2 separate regions of the Mus musculus genome follow, and region 1 is linked to region 2. The links are chromatin loops, found by intact Hi-C in ENCODE. Cell type or tissue: gastrocnemius. All regions are shown on one strand. Links, peaks and the distances in the headings refer to the core of each region. The heading gives the core; the rest is flanking DNA.

Region 1 (8,331 bases), core at 52-8,051, 630 kb after region 2:
TTGACCCCAATCCAACATTATACCCTACTACCTCAACATCTCATGAACCTATCACCTGTAGCATCCTGTGGCAGTGGACAAAGCTGAGTTTACCTCTTTCCTAATTTGTCTCCATCAATGAAGCTTTACCTCTTTTCATGAATTGTCTACAGCACTGTTAACGTGATTTTTTCCAACATGATCATGTCATCATGAGGTACGCTTGTAGGTTGCATCCCATCCAGTGGTGGACAGTTGCTATGTTCTTCACGAGGCTCCATGTGAGTCTTCAGGGCTCCATGTGAGCGAGCTCTCATCTGTCTTGTATGTAGTATATTCTGAATCATTTAGCTCCCATGAGAACCAAAGTCAAGCTACATCTTTCCTGCTCTGCTTCGATGCTCAGGATCTTCACAGCTGCTGCCACCTGCCCTCATTCTTCAAGTTCTTTTCTGCTATCACCTGGTCTGGAAGCCTTACCTGGGCTTCTCGTAAGTGACTGCTTAGTCTTCCTCCAAGCCACACAGAATTCTTTTGTAAAGGCCTTAGTTTTACACTAGAACTTATTTGTAGGTTGGCACCTCCCATTGGATATTCAACATCCTATTGTGGGGACGTGGGGCTCTTTTACTTACTACACTTGAAAAAGAGTAGCCGAGGAGTATCAGCTCTGTGTTGTAATGTGGAAATCTCTGGTTTTAGAGTGACCATAGTTCAAAATAACCTCTGAACAAAGTATACCCGAATATTTAAAGACGAGAACAAGTTGTAAGCTTTTAATTATTCACCCTATGGTAGAGGACAGTGACAGATTTAAAACACTGTGGACAAGATAGAACAAGGCAGTGCAAACCTGCAATCCCAGCACTTTGAGGCTGAGGCAAGAGCATCCCCAGTGAGGCCAACCTAGGCCACAAAGCGAGACTGTCTCAAAACAAGCAAAGAAGCAAGCATTGGGCATGGTGGCATTCACTTGCAATCCCAGAACTTGGGAAGATGACACAGAAGGATCAAGAGGTTGAAGCTAGCCTGGGCTACATGGTGAGGCCTTAGTATGAAAAACAGAATAAAAAACTCAAGCAAACAAAACCCCCAAACCACAAACCACCAACCAACCAACCCAAACAAAACAAAGACATCAGTAGACTGTATACAACATAACAATGCTTTGTATTTCTGTATTTGCATAAATGCTTGGCCATACATCTTAGATTTACTTTCCTAGTAATGGACTTTTTGAAAGCTAACAATCAAATTAAAATGTTTGCCAAAACTCCAGCCACAGGGTGATTGTTGTCAGGAATATGTTGGTAATAAGTTAGCTGATCTAGAATGAAGAATTTATTATGAAAAATCCATGCAATGGGCAAGTTACACATAGTTATGCATCCTGCTGGAAGGGCCAAGGGGTGAAAGGCAAGGGTTCATGGCCCAGCCATGGCTTCTTTCTACACGCTATAAATCCTGGGGAAGGGAGACAGCTGCCAGCTGCCTATGCTTCGTTCTGTTGGTTTTCTTGGCAAATAAGCCCTGAGGACAGAAAGGACTGAAAGTCAAACATGAGAGAGATGTCTAGATGACTAAGTCCCCCATGTGTTTTAGGAAGTGTTTCTGATGGATGGAACAACACCAAGCTGCTTCCAACCCAGTTTTTGAAATTAGAAAGAAGAAAAGAATGTAGCTGGAAGGAGGTGTGGTGGGGACACAGACAAGCAGCAGAAGCTGGCTCCCTTTCTAAGAAGTATGGCACAGAAAGGAGACACTTGTAGATTCTGGCAAAAATAAGACTAAGTGCAAAGGGTGGTCTGAAGATATTTGTTCCAGAGCTGGACACTGTGACACTTTTAAGACTGTAATTTGAAGATATATTATACAAATCTGCCTCTGAAGATGGTCAAGCCCTCCCCTTTGTTAGTAACCACAGCATAACCTCAAGCACCTCTGACTGACTTTTAAAACAGGAGACTTCCTATGTTGTCTTCTTCACGAAGTTACCAAGATGAAACGAGAAAAAATGAAAACTAAAAATGTTTTTGAAGATGCTGTGTTTGTGTGTGTGACAGAGAAAGTGACCCCACTCGTCCCTTGTACCAACCCTATCAGATCCAGAGAATAGGAAGAAGCCAGTGAGGCTTCATGCCTCAGTTTCCCTCCTTCCCGGCAGCCTCAGGGAAACAAAGATAGAAACAGTAAGCACTGCTGCAGAGTAACTAACCAGATTGAAGAGACGCCTGTTACGTTAGGGGTAACATGAAAACTATGGCAGACTCTCCCCAGAGCATAACTGTTGTTTACTAAACAAGGACACTTTCATTACAGAGACTAGAGGACCCACACTGTCTCATCCCCCCTCTTTGGCCCCTTTGTGAACTGCAGGTCTGGCTCATTCACAGTCCCCAGGTAGTAATCCTGAGCCTGCCTTTCAGTGGAGGGCAAAGGCAGGGAGGTGGCCGAGGTGGGCCAGTAATTAAAAGGGCCACCCATTCAGAAGAAGATTGAGTCAGCCAAGGGGAAAGGGCGGTGAGGGGTGGGAAGCCCTTAGCACCAGGAAGAAAGGCCAGACACAAAGGAAGGAAGAGGCAGAAAGTTAGCAGTTGTCCTGACAACCAGGGCCCCTACTGTTCCTGGTGACTTTAACTCACAGGGGTGCCCCCCTCTTGGCTGAGAGGGGAGCCACCACCCCAGGAAAAGAAGAAAGGAGGCAGAGGAAAGAGAGCTGCCTAATTATGAGCTCTTTATCAGGAGGGTTCCTGCTTCCAAATGTCACCAGTATAAGAAGTACCAGAGTTAGAGTGTGCTCAGCCAAGATTTGGAAGAAAATTACCTGGGATCCTGTTTAAATAAGCAGAGGTAGCAGGACTTCAAGACAGGGTGTGAAAATGGCTACAGAAGGCTAGAAAAGATCAATCTTGCAGACAAAAGATCAACAGGAGAAACATGTCCAAGAGAAAGAAACTGGAAAATCCGAGTTTGATTTGGGAGTAGGAGAGAAAGAAGCGTGAGCAGAGCAGGTTGGGGAAGCACCTGCGTGGGCGTTATCTAATGGCTTCTGCTTTCCTCTCTTTAGGATGCCTTTGAAAAGCTTCTCAAGGCGAAGGCTTTCCTGACACCAAGGAGAGATTCTAAGGACAGCATTGTGGCAGCTCCAGGGTTTTTGCATGGTGGCAACTCTGTGTGAATCAGCAATAGTTAGAAAGCAGAGGGAAATAATACATACAACTAGAAAGGGAAAAACCACAGTGGGGAGAGGAAGGGCTGTTGGGGCTAATGCTGACGCTGCACTACACAGCCAGGCTCCCACACAGGAGCCCTAACTCCTTGAGAACCGCGCTCCAGTGCTGCTGGCATGCCCATGGAGTGAGACTGAAGCGTGTACCTGGATGTGCACATCTGCTCCTTCACTGCTCCACTGTCACTTTCTTCCTCTGCAAGGCACTTGATGGCAATGCTAAGGACAGAGTGAGGATCGGAATGGAGTATGGCTCAGTGGCAGAGCACTGGCCTACCACCTACTTTACACAGACTTATCATCGTGCATATTTAAGGCTTTGGGATCCAAAAGGCCTAAATATGGGCTAAAGAGTACCGACAAAATTCTCTCAATTCAGATGTCTGTCCGGCTCATTATTACCACAGACCTGTTGTTCGTTCTGATCTCAATATATCAGTTCCAGCACTGAACTCTTAAAGGATGGAAGCCACTCAAAAGGCCATCTCTGACGAGACTGACTAGAGAACAGTGTGCTGAGGCCCCATCAGGTCAGGGAGGAGGGGAAATGTGAAAGATGAAAGACACTCGGCCTGTTTATGTCACTGGCACCATGGCGTGGCTTCTGAATTATGGAGCAATGCTTAGGCATCATCATCACGGGGCAGAGCTACTATTGCAAAATAAGTCTTCCTTACAGAAAGTAAATGGTATTTTTTAACCTGCAGTGCCACCTGGTGTTTACAGGGAGAATTTTGGTACTCATTTTCCAAGCCACAGACTTGCACCATTCAGAGAACTAGATTAAAAGCATTCAAAATTATTATGAGTTGCTTTCTATTTAAAAGTATAAGTAATCTACTCCATTTACACCTGCTGCACTGTTTGAAATATTACTTAGCTTAAACGACCCCTGGCTTATAAGGTGCAGCTCCAAACACATACCTTCATCTTCTTACAGTTTATTCCGCATTAGCTTTCTCCGAAAGAACCTCCATACAGCGAGTAAGACTCGCCCCCAAGTCAAACACAGTGAGGCTGTCTGTCTGCTTTCAATGATCGCATTCTTCCTATGTGGAAAGGGGGTAGGGGGTGGACATGGACAGTGCAACAGCAGGAGCTGCTTCCAGAGAGCATAAGATCAGTGGGTCCTCACAGTGAGGCAAGGCGCTCAAGGGCACTGTGCTGCTTCAGAAAGAAACGGTACTGTTGCCTGAAGGGCAAGCCTATGGGTAGGTACAACCACAGCCCTGGGTATTGGAGATGCCCACTTTATCAGCTGGGGACACTCTATGGGAACAGCCTGGGGAGATTTTGTTTCCTTGGGTACCTCTTGTCCCCTAGCACTGCCGAGGATGCTTGGAGTTCTCCCTGGTGATGAGAGACATACTGAGACATGGAATTGCATGCGATCTTGCATCTGCTCATTTAACAGAATTTCAGTCAGTGTCTTCTATATGTCAGAGGAGGCGTTTGCGACACAACTGTGAATACGCTCTATCTTTGCCCTCAAGAATCTTACATAGTCTAATGTTGTTGCCAAAACCTTACACTTTCAGGTTCCTATTTGTTGTTGCAGGGAGGCAACAGGTACCAATAATGTGGCTTGGGAAATGGCATTCTCTTTAGATTTAAATGCCTCAATATTCTGGTTTTCTCTTCATTTTATTATGACTAGTGCTGTACTTCCATCGGAACATATGAGAATTTAAGAACATTATAAAATAAGAACAAACACACAATCATAGAAGATACTCAGTTACTATATATCTATTACAATATTATATTACAATGTAATATGTTATAATAATATTTATTCCATTAAGTGGAAATTCTCATGTAATAGGGTAGGGCATAGTGTCTTTAACATAATATGAATTTAGAGCAAGTGACGTCCCTCAAATGCAAGGCAGACAGGGTATATGGCAGACATAACTGTTGGGGTCCTTTCCTGGCCCAGCCACAGAGGGCTTTCCTGTAATGTGCCTAGTGGGCGAGCTATGGCAAGACACATTCCTTCCAACCAAAAAGACACAACACAATTTGAAGGAAGCCATCACTACACAAAATCCCTGATTTCAGCACTTTTAAATACAGCCCAGGTCAATGATACTTTTGGGCCAGAAATAACCTAATACAAGAAATTGAAGACTTATTGAGTCAAAGGATCTGGTGTGCCAGCAAAAGCACATGCTTTTTCTAGAGAAGCTGTCTGTCATAGGAAGAAGTTAGATGTGAGACAACGCATGGCGCTGGAGCTGTACTGGACGGAGAGAGGTCTAGAGTAAAGAGACACAGCACTTGTCTCCTGGTGACTCGGAATTGTTTTGATCTTCTCTAGTTGTGGCCAGGGTGTAGAAAAGAACCACTAGGAAAGACTAACCCCTGGCCCAGGAGTGCTTAAGAACAAAGTCAGAGTCTGCTGATGGAAATGGGTGTATGTAGTACCTTCTGGTGCATCAGACCCAGAGACCAGTCTGGAGTCTAAAGACTAGACAGGACTAAGACCCTGGAGCTTAGTGAGGTAGATTTTAATTTTAGCAGGCAGTGTTTTGTGAGGAACCTTGTACAAACAGGAGGGAGGCAGTATGAGGGGAAGGAACTGTTCAGGCAGTGAAGCGGGATGTCTATGTGGCAGAACTGCACATCAGCACATACAGTAATAGTAGGCTTCCCTGCTAGTGAGACTGTAATAAATGTCAGGTTCTTTCCTATTGTAACTGCTTGTGTCCTTTTGGTGGCAGGTCTTGAGTTTCCCTTAAGAAGTAACTAATGTCACAAAGGCCCCTCAGGCTGTTACACACATACACACCAAGAAAGTCAGCTTGTGTGGAGTTCTACCCATATAATGCCTATGACTCCAGAGTGACATAAGAGAAGAGTAGCAATAGTGTTCACATCAGCCATTGGTGATTGTCCTTGGGAGACACACAGGTATCCCACTGGGCAGCCCACACTCTCCAGTGATCATACCTCTGCCACCACCTTCTGGAATTTCTCAAGAGCTGGCTTGTTAAGCAATACCTTTCCTAAGAGGACTCCATGACCTATCAGAAGCTCTAGAAATTGCCATTTACTATTTAATTTTCTCCTGGGCTTGCTGTTTGTCGGATTCCTTCACCCTGCATGTTCTCTTCTTCTCAGTATAGTGGCTTTTTGAACTTTTAACTCTCCTCTCCTCCCAGGTCACTGAAACTTTGTTCTCTACCATGTCAGGTAAGTTCCTCTCCATATGTCCCCAACACACAAACACATACTCATTTCCTCTCTCACTACACTTTAAGAAATGTAGACAGAGATGCCAGGAATGTGTCTGCTGCCCTTCTGACATAGGGTCTGATGCCATCTTCGGGGCCATGGGGAGGGCAGAGCCAATGGATATGGCATTCACGTACTCGGATGCTGGCCTGGCTCCTATTTTTATCGTGGCATGGCTCTGGGCATCTAGGCAGGGAGCTGGTCCAGCTTCTTCTCATTCCTTTACTCTCTACATCAGGGCTCCAAAATAATTCTACCCCTTACCTTGGCTGGGTCTTCCTGCCCCAAGCCTTCTACCATCAATGGGGCGCAGTACCTCTCTCCTTCCCCCCAACCCAGACTAGTTCTGAGTACTTTTCCAGTTTCCTAAATCCATTTCTGATGCATACAGGGAACTGTAAAATATCTTCTGTTTCGGACACAAGACGTTTGCACGAGCTGGATTCATTCGTTCCCTGGCTTAGACTGCTATCCTCACTCCCCTTTCCTCCCAAATAAGGAGTTCTCCTTGTTATATAATTGGATATTCCCAGCACAGAAGCTGACATGAGGTCAGCCACGCATGCGTGCAACACTTGCCTTTGACTTAACCATGCCTTTTTTGGGCATCTAACTTCTCTTGAGCTTCCCTCCCCCACTCTCTCCACACCATCAACAATCAAGGGAGATTTATAAGCCTGGCACAGCCCGGAGCTCCTCCAACGTTGGCTCAGAAGGAGGGGTCATGAGGTTGAATTTACTCTGTCTCCCCCTGCCCCGCCTTTGCAGCTAGAGAGAGTGTGCTTACAATCTGGCAGGAGTCCCTGGAGTCCAAGGCAGTTCTGTATATAGGTCTTTCAAGGGAGCAGGGAGTGGAGGAAGCTGGAAGCAGCAGAAGCGAGCATGTCTGCATGGAGATAATGACGCCCAATGGTGGGAAGAGAGGACATTTTGAGGGGCACAGCACCTATATCTAGGTGGCACCCCCTCCTGGACACCAAGACTGCACAGCGCTTAGGAAAGGTAAAGCAGGCACAGCAGCCATCTGTGGCCAGTGACAGCCACCATGTACCTTAAAGCACAGAGAAGGCAGGAGCCCAAGCGCCCTGCAAAAGACTATGGCTCCAGTATTTAAGGTTTCAGACAGAAATGTGGGTGACAGTCATGGGGACACTAGGAACTTATATGCCATCCCTTGTAGTGGGGTCAGGGTGGGTGTGTTGGGTGTGTGTGTATGTCCTGCAGCTTCAGGAGAGGTCAAATTCCCAGCTTTTTTGCTTACCACACAAACACCTTTTTAAAAAATAATGACTACAGTTTTCCTAGGGGGCAGTTAGGGAGGCTACCATCGGAGGTCAGAGGTGCTCTCCTCGCTCCAAGTAGATATGGGCATGCAGTTTGGAGTCTATAGACTACCTGATCATCTCCTCTTAGGGGGACTAGGGGATAGTTGCTGCTCAGAGCAGTGACTTTCAGGTCTTCCCTTGAAGCCATGGAGCGAAGGTCTAACCCTGACAGTTAAGAGAACCACTACAGATGAAACATGGAAAAGCATGGATGGTTTCCCTTCTGCATGTGTTATTTATGAACCTTATGGTTTGACTTAATAACCCCAATTCCGTATAAACCATAGATTCCCCCAGGTTATAAGTGGGGATCATAAATACCTCTTTCACAGAGCTCTTTAAGTGGATTAAACTATAAAATATGCTCAAGGTGTCACATATAGTGTCTGTGTGAATTACCTCTCAATAAACATTTGCTGCATAGTGAATACATATAAGCCAATAAGATTATCCATTGAAATAGTAACTTCTGAAGTGAGCCCTGTTTTCTTCACATTATTACACATACGCCAACTTGTTGATGGAAGACTGTGGACCACAGGAGTCAAATCCTTGAAGCCT
Region 2 (8,331 bases), core at 322-8,321:
TACCACACACACACACACACACTGTGGGGGTGGGTGGTATGAGATATGCTGGCGTTAGAGTCTGTTAGAAGATCAGGCTGTGGCACAAGGCACCTCCTCTGAAGCAACATACAGGGTGCCTATGTGAATCAGTGCTACAACCTTCACACTCCCAGGCTTGGAGTTTGTGTGTTACCCACCTGGAACCTGTGTAAGAGAAATTGGTTCTTCCAGCCAGTGGCCCTCAGGCAGTAGAGCTTCTTGAAGCTGTAAAATGATAGGAGAATTCAGAATTTAATAAAGAATGGCACTTCCTATTTTTTTCCCCTTTCTTTTTTGTTCTTTGAGTTGGGGTCTTGTTGTGTACCTGGTCTAGATCGCCAATCCTCCTGCCTCACCCTACCATGCTGGCCTACGTGGTCTATGTATGGAAGTTTGCTAAATCCCCACAATAGTCCTATGTCTACATTTTTCAGAGAACATGAGGGGACCAGGACTTTAGGTGACCTTCCCAAAGCCCACACTTAGAGGACAGCGGACAAAGGATCTGAACACAGGTGGCACAGCCCCACAGCCACACTATCTATTTATTGTGCTGACACAAACGTCCACTCCTTGTCCTTGGTGTGTATACATACTACCCCTGATCCACAAAGAACAGAGACTAACACTTGGAGTGAATGAAGGTGGTTCACACTCCTCACACAAACGTCTGTAAATGATTTAATTTGGGGACCTGTTTTCCTGTATGTCAGAGAAGCTGCCTCAGGGTGGCTGAAAGGTGTGAACCAGCATGTGGGAGTTATTTTTCCAGGCATGAGTTCCCCCTGAGCTTTCTAAGCTCGGAGGTTCATTTCCAGGCTGGGCCTTGCTCTAGGCTAGTCATGCAAGTGCCTGCCTTTGGTTTTGCCAGCCTGGGAAGAATAGGGGTCCATCTACCAAGCAGGTGACTTCAGAGCCATCTCAATTTTTTAGATTAAGGATGGTGGATGGGGGGTAGCAATGAACAGATATCTTAGGCCAAGCTACTTGAAGTGGGGTGACAATCTGCAAGGGATTCTGGGAAGCTACTGAATGCTACTGGGAATGATGAGACTGAACCCCATAGTAAGAGCAGGCTATTTCTCTCCTGGTTTTAGATCTTAATGCATAAAGGATGGTGTGGGCTGGAGAGATGGCTCAGCGGTTAAGAGCACTGACTGCTCTTCCAGGGGTCCTGAGTTCAATTCCCAGCAACCACATGGTGGCTCACAACCATCTGTAATGGGATCTAACGCCCTCTTCTCGTGTGTCTGAAGACAGCTACAGTGTACTCATATAAAATAAATAAATTAATTAATTAATTAATAATTAATTAAAAAAAAAGATGGTGCAAGCTTGCCTTCCATGGAGAGACACGCATGACTCTGGCAGGTGCAGAGGTGACAGGTGCTTGCAAACCCCTGCCAGCAAGTCCTAGTGACAGCTGTGGCCCAGCTCTGCTCTGAGACAACTCTTTTGAGCTCATGACACAGAGACCGTGGAAAGCGGGACACAGGAAGCAAGCAGCCCTGCCGCTCACAGAATGACTGTCCAATGCCGCACGGAGCAGATGTGTATGTCACACTAATGGCCGCCAGATTTGTAGACCCGCAGGGAGAATATTTAATGGAGACTCCCAACTCCAGGTTTCAGTGAGGTCATCCTGTCCCCCACCTCTCCATCCCAGTTCTGTCATCCTCTGCCTGCAGCTGTATGCCACGCCCTTTCCATTCACCTCCCTTCATTTCCTAAAAAGCCCGTGTTTCCAGGCGTAGGTGGATAGGCTCCGTTGTTGTCGGTCTGTTCCGTTGTCTCAGCATCTTCCAGCAGGAGGGCCCTGCTTTCCTGGGGCATGGGCTCAACTTTCCCTTCCTCTTAGCTCATATGCTTCCCCCACACGTCGTCTTCGCCTTCGAGGTTATCGTAGCTTCTTCCACCACACCCGTGATCCATAACAGCTTATCTGTGCGCCAGCTTTCTGCCACTCCATATGGTCTTGCTTAACTCAACAGGGGAATTCTTCAAGTCCCGCCTAGCCTGAACTCCAAGAACATGGTGTGCAGGGGTAGAGGCAATGAGAGGAGTTCCTCCAGGGAAGGGCGGAGGCTCCCTCAAACAGGAGCACATCCAGAGGCCAGCCCTTAAAGGAGAGCACACCTTAGCCCTCCCTAATGAGGGTCATAGCCTAGACAGTCTACAGGACAACACAGGGTCATAGACTCAGGAACAAAGGAAATCTGTTTGAAAGATTTAACCGTGGCAAAACAAGACGAAACACCGAGTTATTCATATAAGCCACGGCAGGAGGAAAGACTTTTTGTTCAATAACTCAGCATGGTGCCCTCTCTGATTGGGACAGAGGGCACTTGATGCAGGATGCCATGTTGACTTGAAGTTAGAGGACAACTTAAGCTGTCAAACTCAGTGAGTGGCAACTGGACATTATAGACCAAGCCAACACTGGCTGTGTGCAGGGACTTTTATACAACCCTTCAGCTTCTCAGTGTAAGGTGTTTTCTGAGGGAACCTTTAGACAGTGACGAATACGGGCCTCCACTTCAGCAGGAAAGAACCTTAGCCTGGAAGGTCTCCCAGGCCCCCTGGGAAGACTTCGAATGACTTCAAGTTGTGAGAGGAGGACTCACTGCACTTTCACTGTTTGTCCCCCTGCCCCTGTCCCTCTGGGTCCACTGCTGGGTATTAGAGATGAACAGACCTGAGCTCATCTGCTGAACAGCGTGAGTGGCAGGGACAATCAGTGGCATGCAGCAAACACCTTGTAGATATCTCCTGCTTCATTCTGCAACGTGTCCAGGAAGCAGGTCAGCCATTCCTGCTGCACAGGAGCATCAGGCCCAGAGATGCCCTGCAAATGCCCTGCTTGCGATGTCTCAGCAAGGGGAGTGTGTGCTACAGCTGTCCGGGCAACAGTGGAGTTCTGACCTTCTCTGGAGGCCTGACCGTGTCCACCTGGGGATCTAAATTGCCAGAACTCTTTTGCCAGGTAATAAACTCGCTGGCGAAGGCACATGTGGAAAAGGCTAAAAGAAACGTTCGCTAGCTGGACTGCATTGCCTCTGTTTCCAGATCTTTCCCGTTCTGTTCCTTTGGCTACCTCCAGTAGCTCCTGGGCATTTCCCTTCCACAGGGGCCAAACCATCTGCTTCCTCTTACTCCTCTGCCTGGGGCAATGTGGATGGAGACATGTTTCCTTGAGGTCTTGGCCATGGGCAGCAGATCATCATGTTCCATCCTGAAGTCCAGGACTGGCTCTTACTCCTCACCAGCGTCCCCTGAGCCCTAAACTTCTGTGGAAAATTGGCTTCAGACGATGCTTCTGCAGAGGGATCAGGGTCCACGACTCGCAGGTACCTCTGCCTTGAGCCAGGCTGTGAAAAAGATGGTTAGAAAGTCTGCTGGGGGCAGGAGATGGGTGCCACTGCACCTAGGGCAATCCCCTTTGTCGGATTTCTCGATTCCAAAGGTCAACATGCCAATTACCCGAGAAACAAGAATTTTCATGGAACTGGGTTAATGGAACCAAACAACTCCATTTTGTTATTAAGGGATTTTGAAAAAAAAAACAACCCAAGTGACATTTGGATAGTTTGGACAAGTTCATTAGGTGCTTAAACAGAAAACGTTTAATTGGATTTTAAATGTTTTGTAAAGACTACAGAAAGTTCACTTTAGTTCCGACCTTGCAGTTCATTCCAGGTAGAACACAAGGGGGCGCTCACACACTGTACTTAAGCGCGGTCAGTGCGGCGCAATGAGATAGAAGCATGGTTCAGAAGGAAGCCTCCGCCCAAGCAATCATAGCATCCACGGAAGTTGACCACCTATGTTCCCACAAAGGGCGACATTGTACTTGTTGTGTGTCATTGGGAAGGTGGCCTTCCATGACCGGCTGCATCAGCGTTCCTATGCTGTAGGTTCAGCCCTTAAGGGAATTGGGGCGCAGGCAGTGCAGCAGGAAACCGGGCAGACTCCTTTTAAGGCCCAGTGACTCCTGAGCCTCCAACACTGCTCATGTGGAAGGAGATTCCCTGCTGTGACAGAGGCAGGTAAGGGTTGGAGTTGCAGGCTCGGGCTGGGTGCAGTGATAGAGATCTTTAATTTCAGCACTTGGCATGCAAAGGAAGGTGGAAGGTGGATCTCTGTGTGTTTGGATCCAGCCACACAGTGAGGCTCTGTCTTAGAACAAACAACAAAGAAAGATACAAGCTTCCTTGGCTGATGCCTTGGTTGGCGTTAGTCTGGGAGGCCAGGAAAGTGGGTGCATGGTCACAGCTATGGGGGACTTAAGCATTTTTAAAATTTCTTTCTTTCTGTTTGGTTGTTTTAATTCATCTTAGAGCAGGCCTCTAAGGGGCATCAGCTAAACACAGCATTAACGATGTACAATTAAGACTAGGCACAAACCCTCCTCATATTAAGGCTGGACAACTGAATAGGAGGAAAAGGGCCCTAAGAAGTTGGCAAAGGGATCAGAGACACCCCCCCCCTTCCGCCCCCCATCCCGTTGTTAGGATTCCCATAGGAACACCACGCGACAAGTATAACATACAGAGGACCAAGTGCAGACCCACGCAGGCTCAGTGATTGGCCGCTTCAGTCTGTGAGCTCCCAGGAGCTGATTCTGGGAGTTGAGTTCTCCTGGTATCCTTGACCTCTCTGGCTCCTACAGTCCTTTTTGCCCCCTTCTTCAAGGTTCCCTCAGCTCCTTGAGAACTTCCGATTTGGCTGTGGGTCTCTGTATCTGCTTCCATCAAGCACGGTTTGAGCTGGGCAGTGGTGGCGCAAGCCTTTTTTAATCCCAGCACTTGGGAGGTGGAGGCAGAGGCAGGCGGATTTCTGAGTTCGAGGCCAGCCTGGCCTGCGGAGTGAGTTCCAGGACAGCCAGGGCTATACAGAGAAACCCTGTCTCGAAAACAAAACAAAACAAAACAAAACAAAATACATTTTGATTCAGTTGGAATGACAACTTTCAGGAGTCCACTCTCTCCTTTCACACTGGGGTCATTCTCCATGGGAAATGCCTTTACCTGCTGAGCCAGTCAATGGGACCTTCCTTTTCCTGTGGCCGCCTGGAAGTGTCTCTCAGTTCAGGGTGGGCACTGCTTGGATTCCATTCTATTCAACATATCTGGAAACCTTCGCTCCCTAAAGCGTTTCTTCTCAAAGGTTAAATAAATCTGACACATTTAGGCTTGCTTTTCCAGTCTCTCTGCTCATTTACTAGGGAAGCTGAAGATATGGCACGCCCAGCATAAGCAAAGCATCTCTTGACACCATTCCCAGTGCTGGAGTCTTCAAAGAACATCCGAGAGCTGGAGGAGTCGGCCTGCTCTGTGAAGAGATTCCAACTGGTGTGTGTCCTTGCTGAGGGTTCTAATTGCCGAGGAGGAGGAGGAAGTATGCTGAGGGTCACAACAAAGACAGGGTCTGGGGGTGTTGCCCAGATTGCTCTCAGAACTCTTGGGCTTAAGTAACTCTCCTGTTGCAGCCTCCAACTCACTGGGATTTGTGGCATGCATCATGTTAGTTGGCTTTTTGTTGACTTCTGTGATTGTGGCCCAAGTTCTAAATGCTTTATATTCCCCTCTCATTTAGTAAACTCCAAAGACACTTGCTGATTTCTTATCAGGGACCAAGCTTACTTTCCCCAAGCACTGGAATATAGCTCCAGTGTGCTGGCTCTCCCTCCACCAGAACCCTCACGCCCAGTCTTTCCGTGCCCCAGCTGTTAGTGTGTGCTGTGGGGGGTTCCAGTTCCCTTCCCATTCACTTTGAGGAGGGTGAGCAGGGCAAACACCAAGCTGCTCCTCTGCCCACCCACCTACCATGGGCAGAGGGAACCAGAGTTCTGGGACATAGGCTTCTGCCCAGTGTTTCAAGAGGCCACCTCTGAGTGTGCTGAAGGTGTCAACACAGAGGGAGGACCACAGAGGGGACTCCTTCCTCAGCTCTCCTACTTGTCACATAGATGTGACATACACACATGGATGTGCAAGGAGATGTGCAGGTTAGGGGATCCTAACAATGTGCAATTTAGTCCAAAGTGAATCTCTGTAGAGACACCCACTGAACGAGTTTGCCCACATAGGTTAGAATTCTCACACGAGTCACAGGGAGGTGGGATGTTGTGGACCAAAGCTCTGGAGAAACTCCGTATGTAGCATGGGCTGGCCACTAGAGGAACAGTGCCACTTAAATATACCCTCCTGCTTAAACCTCAACCCTTCCTAAGGTCAGTGCTTTATAAAGCTGCGTCATGTGTCCTGGAGTAACAGCGTGGGCACTGGAGGAATACATGTGTGAGCATTTGAGGGCTAGCAGGAATAGCTGTGTATCTAGCTAGCGGTCCTGCACCATGTGCATGCTACTCTCTGAGCAAACAACTACCTTGCAAGGTAGTTTAAACCACATCTAAATGCTGTTAAAATAAGAACTCTGGATACTGAGAACAAGGCCCAACTCTTCAAAACCTCCATCTATAATGCTATCAGTGCCTGACTGCATGAGCTCACGTGGTGGCTTGTTCTGGGATGCTGAGGCCCCTGAATCTGTAGGAAGATACCCGCTGAGCCTGGAAACAAACTCCCTGTCGTTCTGTCTCACATCCTAAAGCTCCCAGCAATGCCCACTTTTACCTTTTGTTCTGGATAGCTCACCTGCCCAGTCAGAATAAGCAGGGTAGTGAGTCAATGTGTGTTGGCACCGTCCCCTACGCCTGTGACACTCTTATCTCCTCCTTAGTGACTTTGGTTAACTGTCACTTTTGGCCACCTAACTGCACTCAGCCTATGAAGACATTTTTCCTTCAGCGATTACTAACCTATATAGTCCATTCCCTTGTTTATTGTTGACCCTGCTCCCCACCCTCTCAGGCCAACTCTACCAGGGCAAGATCTGTGCTCGCAAGCCCAATACCTGCTTTTTGGGTTTCCTAATGCTTATGAATAGAAAATGACTTGCAAGCCACCGAGAATGTTTGGGATAAGCAATCCCATAAACCCAATTCAGTGGGTGAATTCTGCTAGAAAGCAAGAATGTTAATAAGCTAAATATTGTACAACCACCCTAAGGAGGAACACTTTCCTCAGCCTTCCTTCGACCTGCAGTGACAGTGTTCTAGGATGTATGTGTGTGCGACTGCACACGTGTGTGTGTGTGTGTGTGTGTGTGTATGTGTGCGTGCACACACTCCACCCCTAAGCTGCACCAGTCTCCTTGCAGACCCCCAGTCAGAGCTCATTCTTAGGCTGCTTTCATTTGGACAGCTTCCTTTAAAAGTCAGAGCCAGGTTGCCTGGGCAGTGCAATGGGCCACAGGTATAGAATAAACATGGCAGGTGCTGCCCACTGTTGGGAGTCAAGACTCAATTAAGCTCAAAGCCCACCTTCCAGCCAATCCGCTAGCTGCAGCTTCTCTGGCAGCCCAGGTCCTTACCTTTTCTCGAGCTGTAACTTTTAACTCTGATGGACTCAAGTCTGCTTTGTGCTCCCTCAAATCTAGTTCTTAAATCCTTCTAGAGATCTGATTCTGGTCTTTTGCTCAGTTAATGTGACTAGCTTTTCTACCCCCCTCCCTTTTTTTTTTTTTTTTTTTTTTTGAGACAGAAAACCCAGGCCAGCCTTAAACTCCTCCTGACCCTCCTCCTAGGTGCTGTGATTATTGCAGCTCTGAACTATTTCTCTGGCTTGGCCCTAGCCAAGCATATTAACACAATTCTCGATTCCTCTCATTCAGAATTACCGTCAGCTCTTTTAGCACTCCACCCTAAGGCTCAGAATGGATCTCTGAAGCACTCTCCTCCTGTACAAACCCTTCTTTTCTCAAGAGCCCACTAGTTTTGGCTTCTCCCCATGCTTTCCTTGTTGTCCCTTCAGTCAGGATGCTACTCCAATTTTCACCCTTTTTTATTTTTTGCGTTTTTCCAGTCTTAGTTCTTTCTTTTTTTTTCCCTTTAAATATTCTTTACTTTAGAAGCCTTCGTCTCCAAAGGACCGAGAGGGTTCATGCTTTCTCTGCTCGGTCATCCAAGGGCCTGCAAGCCGTCTGTGAGAAAGACAGTTGCCAATGACAAGGAACAAAGATATGGAGCATTAGACTGACGACCCCAGTGCCAGAGGCTTCCTTGACAAGGAAGGTGTGGACTGTCATGTCTGAGGCAAAGTTTGCCTCTGAGCAGGCTAAGAGCAGTTGTTCTGAGGATTAAAGGACAGTCTATGATATACAGCAAGACGAGAGCCACACACTTCCTCTCTCTTAAAAGAAGTTCTACTGCAGGATCCTACTATGTGTATGTTTGGATCTTTGCCCTCA

What was found. Peaks named below come from ENCODE experiments on the same cell type or tissue, not always from the same donor. Only the 100,000 strongest peaks of a DNase experiment are listed, where the experiment ranks them.
Region 1: a loop joins it to region 2, with 5 times the contacts of the local background. A loop is called at or near these places in 20 of 42 quality-filtered maps.

Annotation. Positions count from the first base shown.
Region 1 is chr9:30,444,188-30,452,518 of GRCm38, reverse strand. The region is part of intron 8 of Snx19 (sorting nexin 19); the gene reads right to left. Among named protein-coding and RNA genes, the nearest start is that of Snx19, 21 kb to the right of the region's middle. In gastrocnemius, for the core only: a CTCF peak has its summit at 3,922 (motif pointing left); a DNase peak (open chromatin) is centred at 3,830; H3K4me3 peaks cover 361 bases; H3K27ac peaks cover 3,573 bases.
Region 2 is chr9:31,077,937-31,086,267 of GRCm38, reverse strand. Gm17508 (a long non-coding RNA gene) reads left to right here and starts at 3,687. Exons shown (of 2, transcript XR_870609.3): 1 at 3,687-4,067; 2 at 5,246-5,628. In gastrocnemius, for the core only: a CTCF peak has its summit at 3,727 (motif pointing right); a DNase peak (open chromatin) is centred at 3,756; H3K4me3 peaks cover 236 bases.